Linked DNA regions of Mus musculus: regions 2, 3 and 4 are each linked to region 1. The links are chromatin loops, found by intact Hi-C in ENCODE. Cell type or tissue: heart. All regions are shown on one strand. Region 1 overlaps Fosl2 (fos-like antigen 2). Region 2 holds the start of Ppp1cb (protein phosphatase 1 catalytic subunit beta). Region 3 holds the start of Gm38424 (a long non-coding RNA gene). Region 4 overlaps Babam2 (BRISC and BRCA1 A complex member 2).

Region 1 (5,000 bases):
AAGAATGACCCAAATGTCCCATAAAAGGGACATGGAGTCATGATTCCCATGAAGGAGTTCACACTGACGAGAAAGAAACCAAGACAGCTTTCTGGCTGCAGGGCAATGTTGTGACAGCACCCGGTATCATGTGGCAGCGATGGGGGGTTGGGGGTGGGGAGAAGAATGTGAGAAGTAACCAGGGACCAAGTTCTCTTGGGGTACAAGCCCCTGGAAAACTCTTCCTTTGGGGACAGGGCTGAAATGTTGGGTGGCTATATGGCATTCCAGCCTGGCAGAGCTTCTAAGTACTAGAAATATTGTGTCTCCCTGTCAACTTTTGGGTAAATGTCTATAAAAGGACCAATGGCCCCCATAGACCTCCAGAGCCAAATCCGGTGAGCTCTTAAGCTTTCTGGGCCATACCGTCTGTGGTGCAACTCTGTTCTCCCACTATAGCAGGGAGCATCAGTAGGGAATACATGAGAATCCCAGGGCTCATTAAACTTCACTTACAAATACAGTTTGGTCTCCTAGGCTCAGGTAGGAGGTAAGCAAAAGCCAACCAACCAATCAAACAAACCAAGAGAGATACCCCTCTCATCCAGGAAGCCAAGGATCATCGCTCACCAACTTGGATCTCCACACCCTGAGCAAAAGTTCAAATCCTTACAAGCTGTGTTGTGTGTCTTTGGGGATTGGGGACTTCAGTGTTAACCAGCAGCATTCTGTGCTTGAGGCGCAATGGGCTGCTCACTCAGTGATGTGCTGTCCAACTCATCAGAAACCAACTCAGCAGACCAGAGAAGTCTCACAGCCCAGAAGTTGCTGACTTGGAAAACAGTCTTTCCGGACTCAACAATGAGACCTTGGGTTCAGAAAGAGTCATACCTAGTAGTCTTGGAAAACAAGAGTTTAGACCACCATCCCCTTAGGCTCAAATGGAGGCACTCCCACAGTCCTAAGCTAGGCAGGCAGAGTTTAAACAGAGCTCAGGCTTGCTGTTCTTGACCCATCCTGTTGGGCAGGTCCTTCTTGGACCCCAATTATGCAAGACATGAACCTGTGGACCCTGTAAGCTGCTACGCCAGCCAGGCAGGCAGGGAGGCAGGGAGGCAGGCAGGCCATCCAGGAAGGAACTGGCCTATCTCCTTTCTATAGCCTTGACTAGGGAAATCCAACATCCCAGCAGACTAGCTGGGGAGAGAGGGGGTAAAAGGCATGTTCTCTTCACACTTCTCAGGCCCAACACCAACATCAGGCAAGTGTGTGTTCACTGGACCCAGGGCCTCTTGTATAGCATTACATTGGCCGTCATCGTGACCTCTGGCCTTTCTCCTCTGAGGAAAAACCATTTATGTCACAATGGAAATTGCTGCTAATAACTCAAAATTTCCAAACTTTTATCCTATACACATTATCACAGAGGACCTGCCCAACACCAGTCTCTTCTCTGTCTCAGCTTCATTTAAAAGAAGCAGTCTAGCCTGTGGCACTTCACTGCCAGGATGAAGGAAAGCAAGAAACAGAAAGAAACGAGAGGCAGAGCCCCCTGAGGGGTTATCCCCAGGTTACTCGGGTCTCCTGCTCTTTCTGGTGAGAGTCCCACTCCTGAATGGGAAAATTCCTCCTCTCACCCATCTCCTGAGTTCTGCAGTCAATCAGACCAGGGTTGCCCACACCCCTATTCCATGTCTTCCTTGATTCTTGTCTAATCATACGAGACATGAACGAGACAGTAGCCTGCTCCCATGGGAGGGCGGGTGGTCTGTCACCTCTTAAAGAACGGCTGGAAAGGAAGCCTAGTGACACCGGCCACTTGTCAAGGCTGATTCAGCTTTGTTACTGGCTCAGAGGGTCAAGTTACCAAGCGGGATTGGGACAGATACGTAGATCTCAAACAGAACAGCTGACATTATTTGATCTGCTGAGGTCACAACTCAACACACAATAGAGACGAACCCCGTCCACCCAGCAGTGAGGCTAATTTTTCCTTTTCAACACATAAACCGGAATTGTGTAACTAAGGGGAAAATGTCCAAGGCATAAACACAAAGATGCTGTCAGCAAGGGGCCATTTTATGAGCTTTGAATGGGAGAACATCTTTCCAAATGGACGCTGGAGACCGAGACCTACAAGACTTGGGGTCTCACCAGTCTGTCCATTCAGACTTCATGTGTCAGACTTAATTCCAAAGACCTTTTGGTAATTTTCAAATATCAAATTCACCATTCGAGAGAAGATTTGTTGGCAGGGAGAATTTTCTATATGCACTGAAAACAATAAAAAACAAAACAAAACAAAAACCCAGTATTGCAACGCCTTTGAGAACGGCAGTCTCAGCATTCAACTAAGCATATAGTCCAGCAAGGGAGGAGGCGATGTCAATGATGATGATGATGATAATGGTTTATGTGATTTAGGTGTGTAGGCTCTGGTGTGTTTGTTGTAAGAAAAAACAAACTAACAAACACACACAAAAAAAACACCTCAAGCCCTCAAATTTTATATTCAGTGTGAATAATAAGACAGTCAGTACAATACGATAATAATAATACACTCGATAATAATAATACACTCAGTCAATACAATAATGGAAATGTACTCAGGGTTTTAGAAAGGAAAATTCAACCACTTCTCAGACAGTTTATGACTGCTGTTTCACCCCATGGTGGTGAGAAACTGGGCACCTCCTCCAGGAGGAATCCGCGGAACAGATACATTCCTGGGATAACACTGCATGATCCAAATCTACAACATCTGTAAGATCACAAAAAACAAAGAGAGAAAGACCACCAATTCGCATCTCTCCCTTCTCCAACATTCCCCACACAAGCAGATGGGGAAAACAATCCTTGAGTATTTGAAAACACCATGGGCTGGGGGAGGCAACTCATGAACAAGAAAAAAAGCACTCTTTTATTCCAACCGGGCTTTATTAAAAAAAAAAAAGATTTTTTTTCTTAAACTCAGTTTTAATTCAAGTCATTTGTAGTTAGTTATTGTTCAATATATGACATTCGTTTGCCTTAAATAAGAAGAAAAATTCTAAGAATTTGGAAAACTAACGAAGTTTAACACTCTTGAGATTGGAAAAATACATTCTCAGAATAGCTCTTCCAAAAATGTCCTGTAGGGGGCACTAGAGGGGTACAGTTGAGGCTGACTTGGGAAATCACAGTCATTTCTGGTAAAAGTTGTTTGATGTGAGGAATGTCCCAGCCTGGTACAGTTGGCAAAAGTTCACTCTGGGGAATTTTGTGTGTGTGTGTGTGTGTGTGTGTGTGTGCGCGCGCGCATACGCCTGTTGGAAGAATGTGGCAGGGGGGAAAAGTTGGCCTGATGGTCCCTGATCCTGAAGGAAATGCCCTTGACTTACTCTCACAAGTCATCAGAACAGATAGCTGCCTTGGAAAAGTTCCGTGTCTTGTTTTGTTTTGTTTTTCATTTGAAGGGGGCCTGGCTGAAGAAAACAAGTTATGAAATGACCTATGTTTGTGTAACTGGCTGGATTGCGTAATGCCAGGGCCCTGAAACCGTAACAGCCAAGGAGCAGGGCACAGCATATATCTGGAGGTGTTGTCCCAGGAAAAAGAAAATCACAACAACAAAGCACACTCCAGGAGGAAGAGGTGCATCCACCTAGCTCCAAAAAAAATTAAATTGCCAGGGATTGATTAACCTTTGAGATTGAGATTATAGCTACAACAGGAAATAGTTTTCGTGTTTTGAGTTCCTGCCATAGACACAAGCAGAGGTCTTAACAAAGAGCTGTCTGCCTCCCACCCCACAGGTCAGTGGGGAAGTACTAGGTACTTAGTACTAAGACGCAGTATTAAGACCTTATGAAGCTAGATGTCGCGGGGGGGGGGGTCGGGGGGGGAGTGCCAGACAGCAAATTTATGGGGATACAGGACCCCACAAACAAGGAGAACAGGGGGAAAATAGTATGCACTTGCACAAGGAAAACCAGGAACTTCTCACAAGTTCCACTGATTGGATTGGTCCACCGTGCAGTCATAAAGGAGGAAGGCCCAGTCACTAACTGCCAGGAAAGCTTCCCCATGTAGAGGGCTGGGAGCAGAGCTGATTACAGACTTTATCTGGCATGTAATAAAGTTACCTTGAGCCCAGATTGGGGTGGGGTAGCAGCACAGACTTGGGAAGTAACAAAAACAGAGGCCTATCACTGGGACCACAGAACAGTTTTATAGACAGCCAGATCAGGGAGGGGGAAGCCTTCCCCCTGTTCCTCGTCTCCTACCCACCGCCCCGACAAGGCTGAGAGTTGGCTTAAGTGGCATTACCTTGCCAATCCCTCTGGTTTGAAAGACTTCTTGCTCATAAGGCTGAGCAGAATAGGCAGCTATACCTGAGAATCGCATGCACTGGTTGCTGCTAATTGCAAAATCCTCCTGTGTTACAGCATGCTAGGAATTAGCCAACAGCTGCTTTTTGCTTGGGTAATGAGGCCCTATTACACACTGCTGGACGGAGCTCTCTTCCTTCATCCGAGCATCGGTTTCCTGTCTGATTTGCTTCCAAAACAGGGAATTGCCTCCGCTCACATCCTGGGCTCAAAGCCCTAGTGACACAGATTATTCAGTTGGGGCACTGATGTCCGGTCTGACTTCCCATCCAGGCCCCAGAGTCTGAGCAAAGCCAGGCAGGGAGATTGTACTGTCAGTGCTCACTGTCTTGGTCTCATTAGTGGAAGAAACAGAAACGCAAAGCTTCTATGTTGGTTGGAAAGGAGAGGTACATGGGGTGGGGTTATTGGATTGGAAAGTAGGGGACAACAGGTATAAAGGACTCTAAACCCATTGATGAGTGATGTTTGGGTTCAACCCAAAACACCAAATGTACTGGGATGCAAACATAAGCGACTACTTCTCAGGTATGATTTGGGTGTTCAGTAGTAAGAAAGGGTCCACTGACTGGACCCTCAATGCTCAGACCAGGCTGTCTACAGTGGGTGCTTAGTAGGTATGGGGCTTGGGAGGAGCTAGACACAGAAAAG
Region 2 (5,000 bases), 320 kb before region 1:
TCTCAGCACCCACAGGGCGGCTCATCACATCGTAATTCCAGTTCTAGGGCATCTTCTGGCCTCCAAGGGCACCATTTGATTCTCTTTCACAAAGTATCAGGATTCTACTTACTTTTGACTTCTTTCAAAATAAACTCATTTGGAATGTTACCTAAGGCCCCCAGGTGACTCCCACTTCCTCTTCAAATATCTAGAGAACAACCACTCTAAGCAAAACCTTTTACTAGGCAGGCTTTCTAGCTCACTCACAGAACTAATCTGAACTTATGTAATCAATTATGATAAATCACAAGACTATAGTAGGGTCACTACAGATGGCAAAACAGTTATTGTTTAGTTGTAAGTAAAACTTAAACCAAGAAAATAATACTGGAGAAGCACACCCAGTCCAAACAATGTTCTAGTCTTTTTATTTAAATGGTCTAACATCGAACAAAGTAACATAAAAAGTAGTTACTGAAAGTGAGTGCACTTAACTGGCCATCAGAGTTTAATATATTTTTAAATGAATAAACTGTAACATAAAGTAAACACTTTAAAATGAGACTAGGTTCTGATCAATTTTTTTCTCTTAATGCAAAAAAACATTTTTACAAAAGCAAGGTTTTTTTCCTGTTGTGTTTTGCTGGTCTAGAGCTCAGAGATCTGCCTGCCTCAGCCTACTGGGTGCTGGGATTAAAGCCACAACTTTTTGCCCAGCCAAAAGCAATCTTTAATTGATAGACAACACTGCATCTTTTAGGAACACATATTTTAAGTGCATACACTGTGAAATGGCTGAACACACTGAATCCACACATTTTATCTACCAAGGATGTCATATTTATCATACTGGTCCTTAGAGCACACATTCTCGAAGGTTCTCTTCACACTTTCAATACAATGACCACTAACTGTAGTCTTGCTATGGATAGACGTCTTTAACTATAATTACATATCTTTTAATGTTCACTTTCATTTAGGACACACAAAATATATAACCTAGACATCTTTAACTATAATTATGTATCTTTTAATGTTCACTTTCATTTAGGACGCACAAAATATATAACCAGGTTATTCTGTTCTGCGAGGCAACTTTACAGAATAGCACCACTTGAATTTGAGTTAAATTAGCATGTAATACTGAAAACTAAAGTAGGCTGCCCGGCAGAGGTGGTGCATGTCTCTAATTCCCAGTATTTGGGGAGGCAGAGTTTGAGGCAGCCTGGTCTACAGAGCAAGTTCCAGGATAGCCAGGTACAGAGAAACCCTGTCTCAAAAAAAATTTTTTTTTCAAGATTGAATTTACTCACTAGAAAATCCAAGACTTCAAAATTTATTTGAACAGGTTTAGGCTTGGGGAGGGAAGGAGGGACTGGTAATATTTTAGAGTAACAACAAAAGCAGTCTTCGTCTGGATTAAGGAACAAGAATGTAACAAAACTACTAATAAATTGTACATTCAAAGCAGGAAGAGCAGGAAGGCTAGCACACACTGAGAAGCCACTTGTTTATACTGAGCTGCTTGAGTGAGGAGTGAGCCTTATCTTTGACTCCTGGTGCCTGGCAGTGCAGTCAATAAACACTTGCTATATTAGAAAAAAAGAACGTATTCTTACCCAAGAAGGGGGGACTGGTGGGTGCTGGTGACTGATGATAGAACCAAATATTTAACAATGATATAGCTCAGGCTACTTTCCCCTTTTTCTCTACAACTCCCACTCTATTAGTTGTATTTAAGCATCTGTAACTGTATAGAAGTACATTTGATTTAAAGGCTTCTAGATCGGTTTAAAATACATGCATCTGCTATAAGGTATTTATGAAAAATTAAAAATATTAATAAACTGCGATAAAATCTGATCCAAATTTAATTTAAAATTTAGATTATATGAAAACAGTGGTGGGCTTAAATTCCCCTTCTCCGAAGAGTAACAAGATATAAAGATTTAAAATAACTATATTTCCCTAATAGAGCCAGCCATGTACTACAAGCATAAATTTTTTTTAACTAAACAAATTTCTCACAGACCCAGCAAGATGTTTCTATCAATTAAAGACCACAAAATCCCAAGCAGTAAACACAGCAAGCACCAGGGGGCCTCCCAGGAATAACTTGATACTAAAGGAGAAGGTAAATAAGAAAGAGTTCCTGGTAAAAGTTCTGCCTTTTTCTCAGCCTTAAGGCTGCTGGAAAGCTTTTACATCTGGAGCATATAAACAGAGTTGTTTTGTTGTTGTTGTTGTTTTAAACAGAGAATAAATACTTCGTACTTTAACTAGTTAAAGAAAAGTCACCCCTCTCCACGCTCTTTGGTAAAATTCCAAACACAAACAGCTTCGCTGTAGTAAACACACGCATTCATTAGGAGGCTGACAAAAAGGACTCTTAACCACTCAAAAACGCAATTCTTTTTTACACACTCCACAATTAGTGACGACGCAAATTTTATAGCGTAAAAGGGTTCTTTTGACCAAGACCCGCCTTTAACTTCGAACAGTATCCCCCAACGGACCAATACATTTAACTACTGGCCTCTCCATCTCCTCTTTTCTCCTTATGTTCCCACCAACACAAAACTAATCGATAAAAGCATAAGAACCCGGAACTTCAAATGCTGAGAACACTTGTAAAATACCTTTTAAGCTCAAGAGATTATTCACAACAGACATTTGCTAAGTTTGTGCAGAAATTAAACTCGGCTCAAACATGTTTAAAAAAAAAAAAAAGCCCCCAAATCAACCCCTTCAGCACATGTATCCGGGCGTTTCGTATTTCTAACGGACGTCTTTAACCTGATTCAGGATTTTTACTGTTTTTTTATACTCCAGATAATAAATGGTAAACTAGTCATCGTATCCTCTCCCTAATTCTTTCTAGAGCATCCAGTAAAATGCAAACGATCCGAGAGCCTTACTGGGAAGGTTTTATGTAAAATTCACTACCGGAACGACCATCGGAGGCTGCCAAGGGCAACGCACAAAGAGAACCGAGAAATACACATTCCACGGACACACAAAGCCCAGCGGCAGGCATCCTCGCCCCTTCTTCGGAACGGTCTGCAGAGGCCAGCACAGCGGCCAAGCGGAGCCCGGCCGCCTCTCGGGAAGACTGTACCAGCCGATGGGCCTCCGGCCTCGCTCGGCCCGGCCTCCCCGCCTGCCCGCCCGCCAGCCCGCGCTCCTGGCCTCCTGGGGCACCCGGCCCGCCCGCCCGCCCGCCCGCCTGCCCTCCTCTCCGACCTCAGCTCGAGCGGGAAGGGCCCCGCGGCCGGGTGGGGAGACGAGCCGGCGCCGCACTCACCCTCCAGCAGGCGGGTGATGAGGCTGTCCACGTTCAGCTCCCCGTCCGCCATCTTGTCGGCACCAGACTCTCCTCCCTAAAGCGTTAACAGGGCTTCTCGGCGGCGGCGGCGGCTCGGCGTTCTCACCTACGAGTCACGCGGCGTTTCGACCCCGGCTCCAACTCCCCCCGGGCGCGGGCCCTCCCCCCACCCCCTCCCCGCCGAGCAGCGACAGCGCGCGCACACGCTGGCGGCGCCCACTGGAAATAAATAAATAAACAAGCAGGCCCCCAGGAACCGGGCCGCGTCAGGAACCGGGCCGCGTCAGACCCCAGCCGCCACCGCCTCCTCCACCTCCTCCTCGGCACCGCCCAGCTCCGCAAAGCTCGGCAGCGCCACGGACAGCCCCGCCCTCAGCGTCACTCCCTCCCCTCCGCCCTTGCGGGCCGCCTAGCCGCGCCGAACTGCGCGCACGCGCGCCACGTCCCCTTCCTGCCTCTCCAGCTCCCCGCCCTCCCCTCCGCGGTTGCTAACGCGCAGGAGCGATTCCCTCTCTCAGGCGTTCCACTGCAACGAACAGTCGCCACTACGCAGGCGCAGGGCGGAGCCTGCCTTGCTTGTGAACGCAGAGCCGGCGTAGGCTGGAATGACCTTCCTTCCCTGCTCCCCAGGGCCTGGTGGTTCCGCAGAGTTAACTATTGCGTTCTTCCCGCCTTGCTTTTCTTTTCTAGGTTTCAGTCACTGGTTTTCAAAACAATTGCTCGTATTTCCGCTAACCCGGAAACGTGGGTTTCAGTTGCCTATGTTGGAAACCCAGGTGTGCTGGAGATAAGAGACTTCTCTGTTGAAAAAGATTGACATTGCAGATCAAGGGCTCTGTATCACATCACCAGAGTCGCTGATTCGCCAGGTGACCCTAGAAGAAACAGGATTCAAAGTGGGCCTCAGTCAACAGCAATAAGATTTTACACGCTCCCGACATCTCCATACACTCAGGATACCACTTTTCTATAGTTCTTTTCTGTTCATTGATTTCTTATATTGCTTAATTCTCTTATCTTGTGATTTTTAAACATTTCTCTACTGCACTCGGTTCCTAGAGGATAAAAATCACATTTACCGGGCATAAGAGACCTGTAATCCCTACAACTGGGAGATGGAGGCAGAAGATCCAGAAGCCCAAGGTCATCTTCAGCTACATAATAAATGCTTGCAGTTGGGATAAATTAAAAACAAATACAGGGACTGAAGAGATGATTCAGAGGTTAGGAGCACTGCCTGTTTTTTTGCAGAGGACATGGGTTCAATTCCCAGCACCCACATGGTTACAACTATCTATCTGTAATTTTGATTCTGATAAAAATAAAATAAAAAGAAAAGGACATGATTGCTTCTAGGTATGATGAAGAAAAAGGTTTATTAGAGATAAATGGGAGAACATAGTTGGGAGGAAAGACATCTGGGAATATTCAGAGCGAGCATGACTCTGAGGGGGAGGGAAAGAGAAGATTAGGGCAGGGAGTGTGCATGCCATACATACCCTGTAACAGGTAGGAATGGCTGAGAGAACCTGGGTCCAGTAACCACTTTCACATGTTAAATAAGTACCTCTGTCATTTGTCCCAGGTTTGAGACCTAACAGTTCCAGGGCATCTGATGCCCTCTCGGTCCTCTCTATGGGCACTATACATAGTACACAAACATACATGCAGACAAAGCACTCATATGCATAAA
Region 3 (5,000 bases), 540 kb after region 1:
CATAGTCATGGGCTGCAGGCAGAGATGGCTGCTTCTGCAGAGAACTGAGGTCCGTTTCCCAGGATCCACAGCAGGCCACTCACACTTGCCTGTGACTCTAGTACAAGGCTCCAGCTCCCTCTTCTGGCCTCCAAGAGCACCTGCACACATGTGGCACACATCAGACAGACAGGCACACACATACTCAGGAATAAAAATAAATTTTAAAAACAATTTTAAATGAGCGGTCACATGCTGAGCATGGTGGCTCCTACCAGTAATCCAAACACTCAAGAGGGCTGATACAGCAGAGGAGGAACATCAAGAGTCTGAGGCCATCCTGGTCTACAGTGTGAGACCTTTTCACAGCATGGATAAGCAAACGCTAGCATTCTGTCCTAAGTCTATCCTTTGGCACAGGCGGCAGCACACTCTTCGTAAGGGAGAGCTGAACAACCTAATGGAAGGAGGAAATCAGAGCTGAGAAGATTCAGCAGGAACCCTCACTTTGCAGATGGGAAAACTAAGGACCAGGTCAGTTGGTTAACCAACGATGCACGTGACATCACTCATACAATGCTGCCCCACAGGCTGGAGCAGCTCAGAATTCAAGCTTCTGGTCCTCTGTCCTGTTTCACAGATTCCCTTTCCCATTGCCAGATTGTTGTACTTACTTTAACTGCTAAAAGTTTGTCCTGGAGCGCCCTCCCCTGGTTCTCAGCAAGCCATCAGGGCGGCTGTGGTATAAACCATGGCTCTCCATCTTGAGCCTGCCACACAATCACCTGTGGGTTTGGTTTAAACAGACTGTTGGGCACCACTCCAGGAGTTTTCAAGATCTGGGGTGGCATCTCAAATTCTTTCTTTTTTTTCTTTTGGGTCTTGGAGACAGGGTCTGGCTATGTAGCTCAGGCTGGCCTCCACCTGACAGCAGTTCCCTCACCTCCTGAGGCTAGAATTACTGTTATGTACCCAGACTCAGCTTTGAGAGGTGGGGGTTGAGACAGGGTTTCTCTGTGTGGCCCTGGCTGTCCTGGAATCGCTCTGTATACCAGAATGGCCTTGAACTTACAGAAATCTGCCTGCCTTTGCCTCCCGAGTGCTAGGAATAAAGGCATGTGCCACCACTGCCCAGCTTCTAACTCAGCTTTTAAATAGCATCTTGGTGTCTGGGAACGTATGTAACTTAGTGTTTGCCCAGCATGCGTGAGACCCTGATTTCAATCCAAAGTACTGAGTAATCTGGACACAGTGTGAGCCCAGCCCAGCACTCAAGAAGTGTTGACGGGGGCGGGAATCAGAGGTTCTAGGCCATTCTCAGCTACAGAATGAGTTTAAGGCCAGTCCGTGTTATATAAGACTTTATTGCTACTATGCTTCACAGACTGTGGTAGCATCTCTGGTATCAACGAAAGAGAACATTAATCTTGGAGCCAGAACTTTGGGGCTCAAGGTCCAGAGTTGGAGAGAGAGAGAGAGAGAGAGAGAGAGAGAGAGAGAGAGAGAAAAGAGGGAGAGAGAGGGAGAGAGAGAGAGAGAAGAGGGAGAGAGAGAGAGAGAGAGAAAGAGAGAAGAGGGAGAGAGAGGGAGAGAGAGAGAATGAGAATATATAAGTCAGATGTCACCAGGAGCCAAGGAACATCCATGCTGATGGAACAGTCTCTTAAAAGGAATAGTGTTTATTCTTCCATAATATTACTTGAAAACTCATCAGGGCTCAGCTTGCAAAGTTGCCTGGCACAGTCTCAGCCCTAGAGGAGCAGCTAGGAAGCGATAAGCATGCAAATCCTAATAATTACCCTAACAGATTATAAGCCAGGAAAGGAACCCGGAGCCTCCGAGTGCAGAGCACCCAGCCTGGTCCGGGTAGTCAAGCCAGGCTGTGAAGAGGTTTTTAAGTAGCATTTTGAGGGGTTTTAAGGGTTCTTAAAAAGTGGGGAGCTGGAGTGATAGCTCAGGAGTTAGGTTATGAGCGTTGAGTCCTAGCACCTACATGATAGCTCACAACCATCTGTAACTCCAGCTCAGAGAGATCAGAAGCCCATTTCTTGCCTCTGCTGGCATCAGGCATGCACGCATGTGGTGCAGATACACATGCAGCCAAACCATTCACGCACATAAAGTTAAAATTAAATGTTTAAAAGTGATGTACCAAAGTATATGCAACAGTCACAGAGGCACGGAAATTAGAGCCAGTCCAGGATAATGGCGGGTAGTTCTAAGCAATCAGAGTTCCTTGGGTATGAAGTCTGGGGCAAGGTTCACAGAAACCTGGATGCCACTCGAAGGAGTTTGGCCTGATTGTGAGTCTGGTGGGAAGCCACTGGAAGACACCCAACACTTCACTAGAGAATTCCTTGGAAAACAATCCCTAATGACTCCCCTAAAGAGCTCCTCTCTGCCCCTTGCCTGAGAACTTCCGCTGCCTGGAAACCCAGCCCAGAGCCAGGTGGTAGCCCCAGGGAACAAGCTTCGCTAAAAGGGACTTACAGAGCGCCCCAGCTTCTTCCTTCCCGGCATCTGTGGCGCGCGGCACTTTCCCTGGAGGTTTTCTCATTCCCTCCCCCGAAGGGTGTGGATCATTCAAGAACAAAAGGGTGTTATCAGTAGCTGAGAGGTTCTGCGAGCCGGAAGGACTTGTGGGCGCAGCGTGGGTGGGAGGCTGGGTTCCCCCACCGCTGATGCAATGCAGGAAGAGGCAAGTGGAAACCCACACCTGAAGAGCAGCCTGGGCCCGCTGACAGGTACAGAGCTCTGAGGCTTGAAGGGATCTGAGAACTCGCCATCCCAGTTGCCCCTGATCCTGCCTGCAGCTAGCTGATACCTGGCCCTCAGTCCCCGTGTACGATTCCAAGAAGGAAGGTCCCAGCGCTAGGGAAACCGAATTCTGTTGACCTTGCGCCTCCTACTGAAATGTTCCCATAAAGCCTTCCAGCCTGGCCGTGGCCTCCTTTTCAGACTTAGCTTTCGAGATAGATTTATAATGAATGGGAAGTGCAGAAAGTGGCCTCTGCTATTTCTGAAATAGCTGATGCAAACACAGGGGACAGACTACAGTCATAAGACGCAGGAGTGTGGGTTTTTAGTCTGCTTTCTCTGTCTTCTATGGAGGTGGTAGTAGTGTGTGTTTTTCTGGAAACAACCCCCTTGTTTTTAGGAAAAAAATATTTTAATAGGTCTTTGGGTTATACAAGGACAAACCCAGAGCGTCCTCTTCTGGGAAAGAAACAATGTAAGCGAGGCAATGGGAAATTTAGATTTGGGGCTCAATTAGCAGAGGATGCTTTAGGCTTTGAATGCCAAGCTTCAGGCAGGGACCCTGTCTATAATGGGAACCAGCAGGAGAAGCCCTACCTGCTTGCTGGAGGGGGCTCGGCCAGTGTATGACTGGAACCCAGAGAAGGGCCGGGCTGAGATGCTCCTGATTGGTAACTGAAGTTGCTGAGCCCAAAGGCAGGCAAAGCAGCCCATCAATGCTGCTGGCCTCCGACCCTTTGCTGATGGCATGGCTACCAAGAACTTCTAAGTCTATCTGAGAACCACTGAGGTCTCCCTAGAAGACTACAAAATCGGGTCACTGTAATATGCTCACTGCAGCTCCTCTGGACTACCACTTGGAGGGAGTCCCTCCAGGTGAGCAGAGACTCTCCACTACTTCTGTGAGGGGTGTGGGCAACACCAGCCAAGCCTCGTAAGGCTAATGCTCTCGTTTTAACTGCTCTTTTAATTTATTTAACTTTAGTTTATATGCATGGGTGTGAGGGTGTCAGGTTCCCTGGATCTGGAGTTACAGACACTTGTGAGCTGCCATGTGGTTGCTAGGAATTGAACCCAGGTCCTCTGGAAAAGCAGCTAGTGTTCCTATTTGTTGAGCCATCTCTCCAGCCCCTGAACTGCTTTTTTAAAAAATCTATATATTTTGAATCAAGCTTTCACTATGTAAACCAGCTTGGCCTTGAACCCATGAATTCCCCAGCCTCAGTTTCTACAGAGAACTGGGTTTTTGTAAAAAGGGTTGTTTTTGTGAGTTCTTCGCTTTTGTTGTGATTGCTGTCTTGTTTTTTGTTTTTCGAGACATAACCCAGGCCAGCCTCAAGCTCACCCTTACTTGGTTCAGCTTGCAGTACTTCATCTGGTTTGTACAGTACTAAGGATGGAAACCAGGTTTCGTGCACGCCAGGCAAGCATGCTACCAACTGTGCCACATCTCCACTCAAGGGAGAACAGTTTCTTTTAGAGAAGTGGTAACAGGAAACCAGATCTACAGGGATCAGAGTGCAGATCCTGACATACTGGCTGGCTTTCAGACGAGATGGGACGGACATCTGAGGGGCAAAGCGTTTCTGTCTCAGTATGAATTAGTATAAAGCTCACACTAGTTTTATGGGCTGGTGAGGTGGCTCAGCAGGTAAAAATACTTGACACAAAACCTGACAGCCTGAGTAATCCCTGGAACCCACATGGTAGGGGACAACCAACTCCTCCAAGGTTTCCTCTGACCTCCACATTTGTGCACACACACACTAAACAAACAAATAAAATAATAAAATGTAACTTTAAAAAGTATAATAATATTATTTTATAGTAATGTTATAAGCAAAATATATGCTAGGAAATATTACTTGGTATTAAGCATCGTTAAAGCAATATTTATAATATCAAAATCTGTTTTGATATAAATAAACACTTTATACAAACTATACAAATAATATATAAGCGGATAAAATCCGCAGAGCTCATCCTAAGTGAATCAATATCACTTTTGGCAAACACTGACTTCAGGTTTTACCGTATACATAGAATGAAGCAAGTAAATAAACAGATGCTAACATTTATCCATACTTAGTTTCAATCTTGATAAAAAATACAGTTCTTGTCTAAAATTTGAAGCAACAGTGCCAGAGACAAGTTTCACTGGTCCAGACTGGGTCATGCAGGTCTCTCTGAGGCTCTGTCAGGTCTGAGTTATATACTCTACCCGATTCTAATCACCTGACTGAAGGATATGGAGAAGTGCCCCT
Region 4 (5,000 bases), 260 kb after region 1:
GTCTGTGGGACTTTTAAACTCATTAATTCAATTAGTTAGTTAGTTAGTTAGTTTTATAACATCCTAACTGTAGGTTCCCCTCCTTCCTCTCTTCCTTTTCTCAGTTCCTTCCCCAACCCACTTCTCCTCTTCCTTTTCTCTTCAGAAAAAGGCAGGCCTCCTTCAACCAGCCCGCTCTATGACTAGGCACCTCCTCTCCTATTAAGGCTAGATGAGGCAACCAGTAGGAGGAAAGAGCTCCTGAAGGTAGAAAGAGTCAGAGACAGCCCCTGCTTCCACTGCTGGGCTTTTACATTTTATTTTATTTTATTTTATTATTTTTGATATATGGTTGATGTAGGAAGATGCATCCTAAGGTGGCCATTCCTATAGCCTGAACAGATGGTCCCGGACTGTCTAAGGGAAGCTGGACAAGCCAATAAGAAGCATCCTTCCATAGTCTGTTTCAGTTCCCATGGTCAGGTTCCTGCTTTGAGTTTCTGCTTTGGCTTCCTTTGATGACAAGCTGTAACGTTTCAGATGAAATAAACTGTTTACACTCCAAGCTATTTGATCACAGCAACAGAGGTAAATCTGAATAAAGGGTAATTTGGTCCATGTCAGACTTCAAGCATAATGGGGAACATACTCACTCATGGGGGGAGGCAGAAGAAGCAACAATGCAAGACAGGTTCCATATCAACGGATATATAATTAAAATAAATAATACCTACATGTTTTATTATAGTAACACACTAAGATAATGAGAATCATATTTAATGCATTCAGAGGAAAAGAGAAACTGTGCCCCTGCACTGAACTGAAATTAGAAGCATCAGTTATGTACGTGTCTGTTAATACAGACAAAGACAGAATACAAAAGAACTTAGCACAAAATATACACAAATCAAAAGGTGAAGTAACTTTGTAGTGAAAACACGATAGACAGCACACTCATCAGCTTTCTACTGCTGTGAGAAAACAACAGGAGGGAGGCGGCATGAAGGAAGTTTAGTCTGGACCATGGACCAGCATTTCTAGACTGGGATTGCTTGAGCCAAGGCAACATAATCAGCATTTTCAGGAACATGTGATGAAAAAGATCTGTTTATCCCATGATGGTGGGGGAGAGGCAGAAAGAGAGGAGGGGAGAGAGAGTAGCAGAAGGAAGATGAGGAAGAGGAACTGGGGTCCCAATAATCCTGCCTCCTACATTCTGAGAGTACTGTGGGTTGGGGACCAAGCCTTTGCATGTGGGCCATTGAGGGATGCTTAAGATCCAAATTATGGTAGACAGAATCTCAAACAAGCGATGAGCACAACCTCAGCCAAGTGGCTATAGAAAGGATATGTCACCTGAGAGGAGGCGAAAGGGAAGTACAGCTCATTTCTGTGATGTCCTGTCATGAAATCCAGTCATGATAGAATATCAGACAGACCCAAAGCTTCACACACACACACACACACACACACACACACACACACACACACACACAGTTAAATGTTGTGAATGCCAAAGGAAAACTAAAGTTCTATTACAGGCTGAAGAAACACATAGCTGAAGATATCACACAATGTCAACATGAATTATTCTGCTATCAAGAACTCACTAGGTGACTTGGTGAAATTTGAATGGATCTTAAAACTGGATGGTAGTAATGAACCAATGTTAACTTCCTGAACTGCATATACAATTACTGGGAGGCTCTCACTTGTAAGAAGTATGTATCAAAGCATAAGGAGCTTGTGTCCATCATGACAAACACTTATTTTCAAATGGCCAAAGAACAGACATGCTGTAATATCTATATTTTGTAGTAAATTAGATATAGCTTTAACTTTAAAAAATTAAAAAAATATATAAATGCACCAGGAAAACAGAAAAGATCATACATTTTGAAAACAGAAACTCAGGGACAGGCATTGTGGCACATGCCTAAACTTCCAGCATTCAGATGGCTGAGGCAGGAAGACAGTGAATGGGCCAGCTGTGACATCTAACAGGACTTTATCTTTAAAAAACCAAACCAAGCAAACAAAAACACAGAAATACATTAACAAATGTACAGAATGTTTATATTCAATTGCATACCAAGACTTGTGTACATATATGGGCTTAATAATTCTCTCAAATATTGCTGTTTTTCTCTAATCGGAATCTTATCAAGTTTTATCACAGCAATCTACCAGGGTAGACAGCTTTTCTCCGATCACAGAGTTAAGGTTTCATATCTAAAATAGCCAAATCTGTACTAGCAATGCTTCTCTTGGGAGTTGCCTCATACGGCTCATTTCTATCTGGGTGCTATGCATCATGATGAGACATAATCCCCAACAAGCCATCAAGATAGATACAATTATCACCTGCTTTGTGCAGGCCTAGACATTTCTCAAAGATACTACACAAAATGCCTGGAGCCTCCAACTCTGTATTAGCAGGGAGGGCACCTGGAGACAATTCTACCCTCAGGACTCTGGCCCATGCTTTCCCATCACAATCTAGGGCTTTACTGGGTACGAGACATCACATTGCTCACTGAGACAGAGACAAATATGAGTGAAACGAGTTCTCAGAGAACAAACTGTTTCAGTCTTTTCTTTCTAGTGTGTGGTCTTCTCTCTCAGCATGACTCTCTAGACATTGGGTAACCTAGGTCAGCGCTTCTCTATTGTTTATTCTCTCACTGGAGAAAAACCCCTTGTACTGGCTAGTTTTGTGTCAACTCGACACAAGCTGGAGTTATCACAGAGAAAGGAGCTTCAGTTGAGGAAATGCCTCCATGAGATCCAACTGTAAGGCATTTTCTCAATTAGTGATCAAGGGGGAAAGGCCCCTTGTGGGTGGGACCATCTCTGGGCTGGTAGTCTTGATTTTAAAGAGAGCAGGCTGAGCAAGCCAGTAAAGAACATCCCTCCATGGCCTCTGCATCAGCTCCTGCTTTCTGACCTGCTTGAGTTCCAATCCTGACTTCCTTGGTGATGAACAGCAGTATGGAAGTGTAAGCCCAATAAACCCTGACCTCCCCAACTTGCTTCTTGGTCATGATGCTTTGTCCAGGAATAGAAACCCTGACTAAGACACCCCTGAAGCCTGAAGCTCTACAAATGTGTCTTAGAATGCAAAGGTGAAAAAGGCTTTCTTAATGTACTGGGCTCGATGAGTTTATGAAGTCTGTGACCTATGACCTGTCTGATCAGCTAAATATGCAAAGAACAACCCACACAAGAGGAGCATGGTGCTAAATATAGCTACTTAAAAATGATCTGGTATTAGCTAAGACGAAGATCGCCGGGCAGTGGTGGGGATCCCAGACCTTGGGAGGCAGAGGCAGGTGGATTTCTGAGTTCAAGGCCAGCCTGGTCTACAAAGTGAGTTCCAGGGCAGCCACTGCTACACAGAGGAACCCTGTCTTGAAAAGCCAAAAAAAAAAAAAAAAAAAAAAAAAAAACCAAAAAAAGAAAAGATCATGCTAGGAAATATTAGGAGCTCCAGAATGGTGGTGACCTTCTGACCCTCAGGTTTCACTTGGGCAAATCTCCTAGGAAGCTCTCAGAAATCACAGCCAGGTCCTGCTATGGGCCTGGAGAAGCAACGAGGCTTTGAATGTGTCTATCTGTGAAGACGCTAACACTCTTCCCATCTACGTGATGATGTGAAACCCAGATGCCAGACAAGAGCAGAGGGAGAGGAATGGAACGGCACCTCACTGAATCAGCAATTCCTCAATCACACTCATAATACAGAACAGGACACATTTAGCATTCCTTCCATAATTCTTATTTGTCCATTAAAAACACTGGCTGTAAAATCTTCCTGAACTTTTGAGAAGTATACATATAGTGGGTAAACTTTCACAAAAAAGCCATAATCTAAAATGAGAGACATGATATAAGAACTACAGAATTACTTTCAAGGTTCTATTGGGGGAAAGAATATCCCCAAAACAAATTAAAAACTGCAGTTTGTACATAGTACATGGAAATAAGAACAACTTGATTATTCAAATTAATACTAGTTATTCATATTAACTTAATTCAGGAATAATATTAGTGCAGGAAGTTACAGGAAAACACAGTGGGGTATGCTTCTTGCTGTTAGTACTAGGTCAGAGAGGCCAGTGGCTTTGGTTTACCTCCAATGGTCTCTCACAAAAAACACCACCAACTGACTATGTCTATTCCTGGAACCGCTCTGACCTCCCTTGTGTTTCATCCTCTCACACAGAGTTATGCGCCAGGAACAGTGGTAATATGTGAACCAAGTTCAAAGATCCCAAAGTGGAAGACGCTGCTTTCCTGCATCCTACCTACTGTAACTGAAAACTGGGAAATTACTGGAATTGAGGACTTACTATGAGTCAGATGGCTGATAGCCTTTCCAACCAAAACATCTGCTGCACGAAGGCACAACTGCTACAATCCATTTCCTCTTGAACCTGGAGGGGGACCAACTTACTTAGCCCTGCTCTTAAAGACACAGGAACTTTGAGTGAGAAATAGGATAAAGGGGATCTTAACATAACCTTCCAACTTTTATTACTTTCTGAAATGCTATTCAAAATTCATGAAAATATGAGAGCTAGTGGACATATAAAAACAACCAAGTCGGTTCAGAGGCATATTCAGTGGCTTATCACATCATAAGCATGTGCTCCGGGACAGCAGGGTCACTGCTTCCTCGGTGTGTGAGAAGGGGTAGCCATCAGCGGGAAAGTGTGCACAACCAGAAAAGCTGCAATATCTGCCAGTCTTCTGATAACTACTTACTGGATGTTTCCAAGTGTCAGGAACTGTTCTAGGGACAAGAAGAAAACAAGCCAGGCAAGGGTCTGCCTCTGAGAGTTTGCCTTTTCAACTGAGAATCAAAAAGCATGAGCAAGAAACCATAAGCAAGAAACAAGTCACTGTCTTATTTCTGATGACTTATTTGCAACAACGGGCACCAAGATTCCCCCCAGCAATTACAAAGTAATGTGATAGTTTGTTGTTGTTTTTTTTTTTTTTCAAGACTGTACCTTTAC

Evidence for each region. A loop is a pair of places that touch in the nucleus more often than their neighbours do. Peaks named below come from ENCODE experiments on the same cell type or tissue, not always from the same donor. Only the 100,000 strongest peaks of a DNase experiment are listed, where the experiment ranks them.
Region 2: it touches region 1 in a loop (3-fold over the local background); 2 of 42 quality-filtered maps call a loop at or near these places.
Region 3: a loop joins it to region 1, with 2.0 times the contacts of the local background. A loop is called at or near these places in 21 of 42 quality-filtered maps.
Region 4: it touches region 1 in a loop (5-fold over the local background); 9 of 42 quality-filtered maps call a loop at or near these places.

What each region holds. Positions count from the first base shown.
Region 1 is chr5:32,138,075-32,143,074 of GRCm38, reverse strand. All of the region lies in intron 1 of Fosl2 (fos-like antigen 2), which reads right to left. Among named protein-coding and RNA genes, the nearest start is that of Fosl2, 4.1 kb to the right of the region's middle. In heart, a CTCF peak has its summit at 3,111 (motif pointing right); DNase peaks (open chromatin) are centred at 1,004, 3,384, 4,044, 4,504 and 1 weaker place; H3K4me3 peaks cover 1,599 bases; H3K27ac peaks cover 1,644 bases.
Region 2 is chr5:32,457,694-32,462,693 of GRCm38, reverse strand. It overlaps Ppp1cb (protein phosphatase 1 catalytic subunit beta), which reads right to left and starts at 3,724. Exons shown (of 8, transcript NM_172707.3): 1 at 3,287-3,724. The coding sequence starts at 3,338. In heart, CTCF peaks have their summits at 2,081 and 3,298; a DNase peak (open chromatin) is centred at 3,743; H3K4me3 peaks cover 3,398 bases; H3K27ac peaks cover 3,221 bases.
Region 3 is chr5:31,594,491-31,599,490 of GRCm38, reverse strand. It overlaps Gm38424 (a long non-coding RNA gene), which reads right to left and starts at 2,548. Exons shown (of 6, transcript XR_868330.2): 1 at 2,470-2,548; 2 at 654-764. In heart, CTCF peaks have their summits at 112 (motif pointing left), 698 (motif pointing left) and 2,893; DNase peaks (open chromatin) are centred at 691 and 2,560; H3K4me3 peaks cover 1,367 bases; H3K27ac peaks cover 1,648 bases.
Region 4 is chr5:31,876,093-31,881,092 of GRCm38, reverse strand. All of the region lies in intron 6 of Babam2 (BRISC and BRCA1 A complex member 2), which reads right to left. Among named protein-coding and RNA genes, the nearest start is that of Gm52770, 120 kb to the left of the region's middle. In heart, a CTCF peak has its summit at 4,455; a DNase peak (open chromatin) is centred at 4,332; H3K27ac peaks cover 520 bases.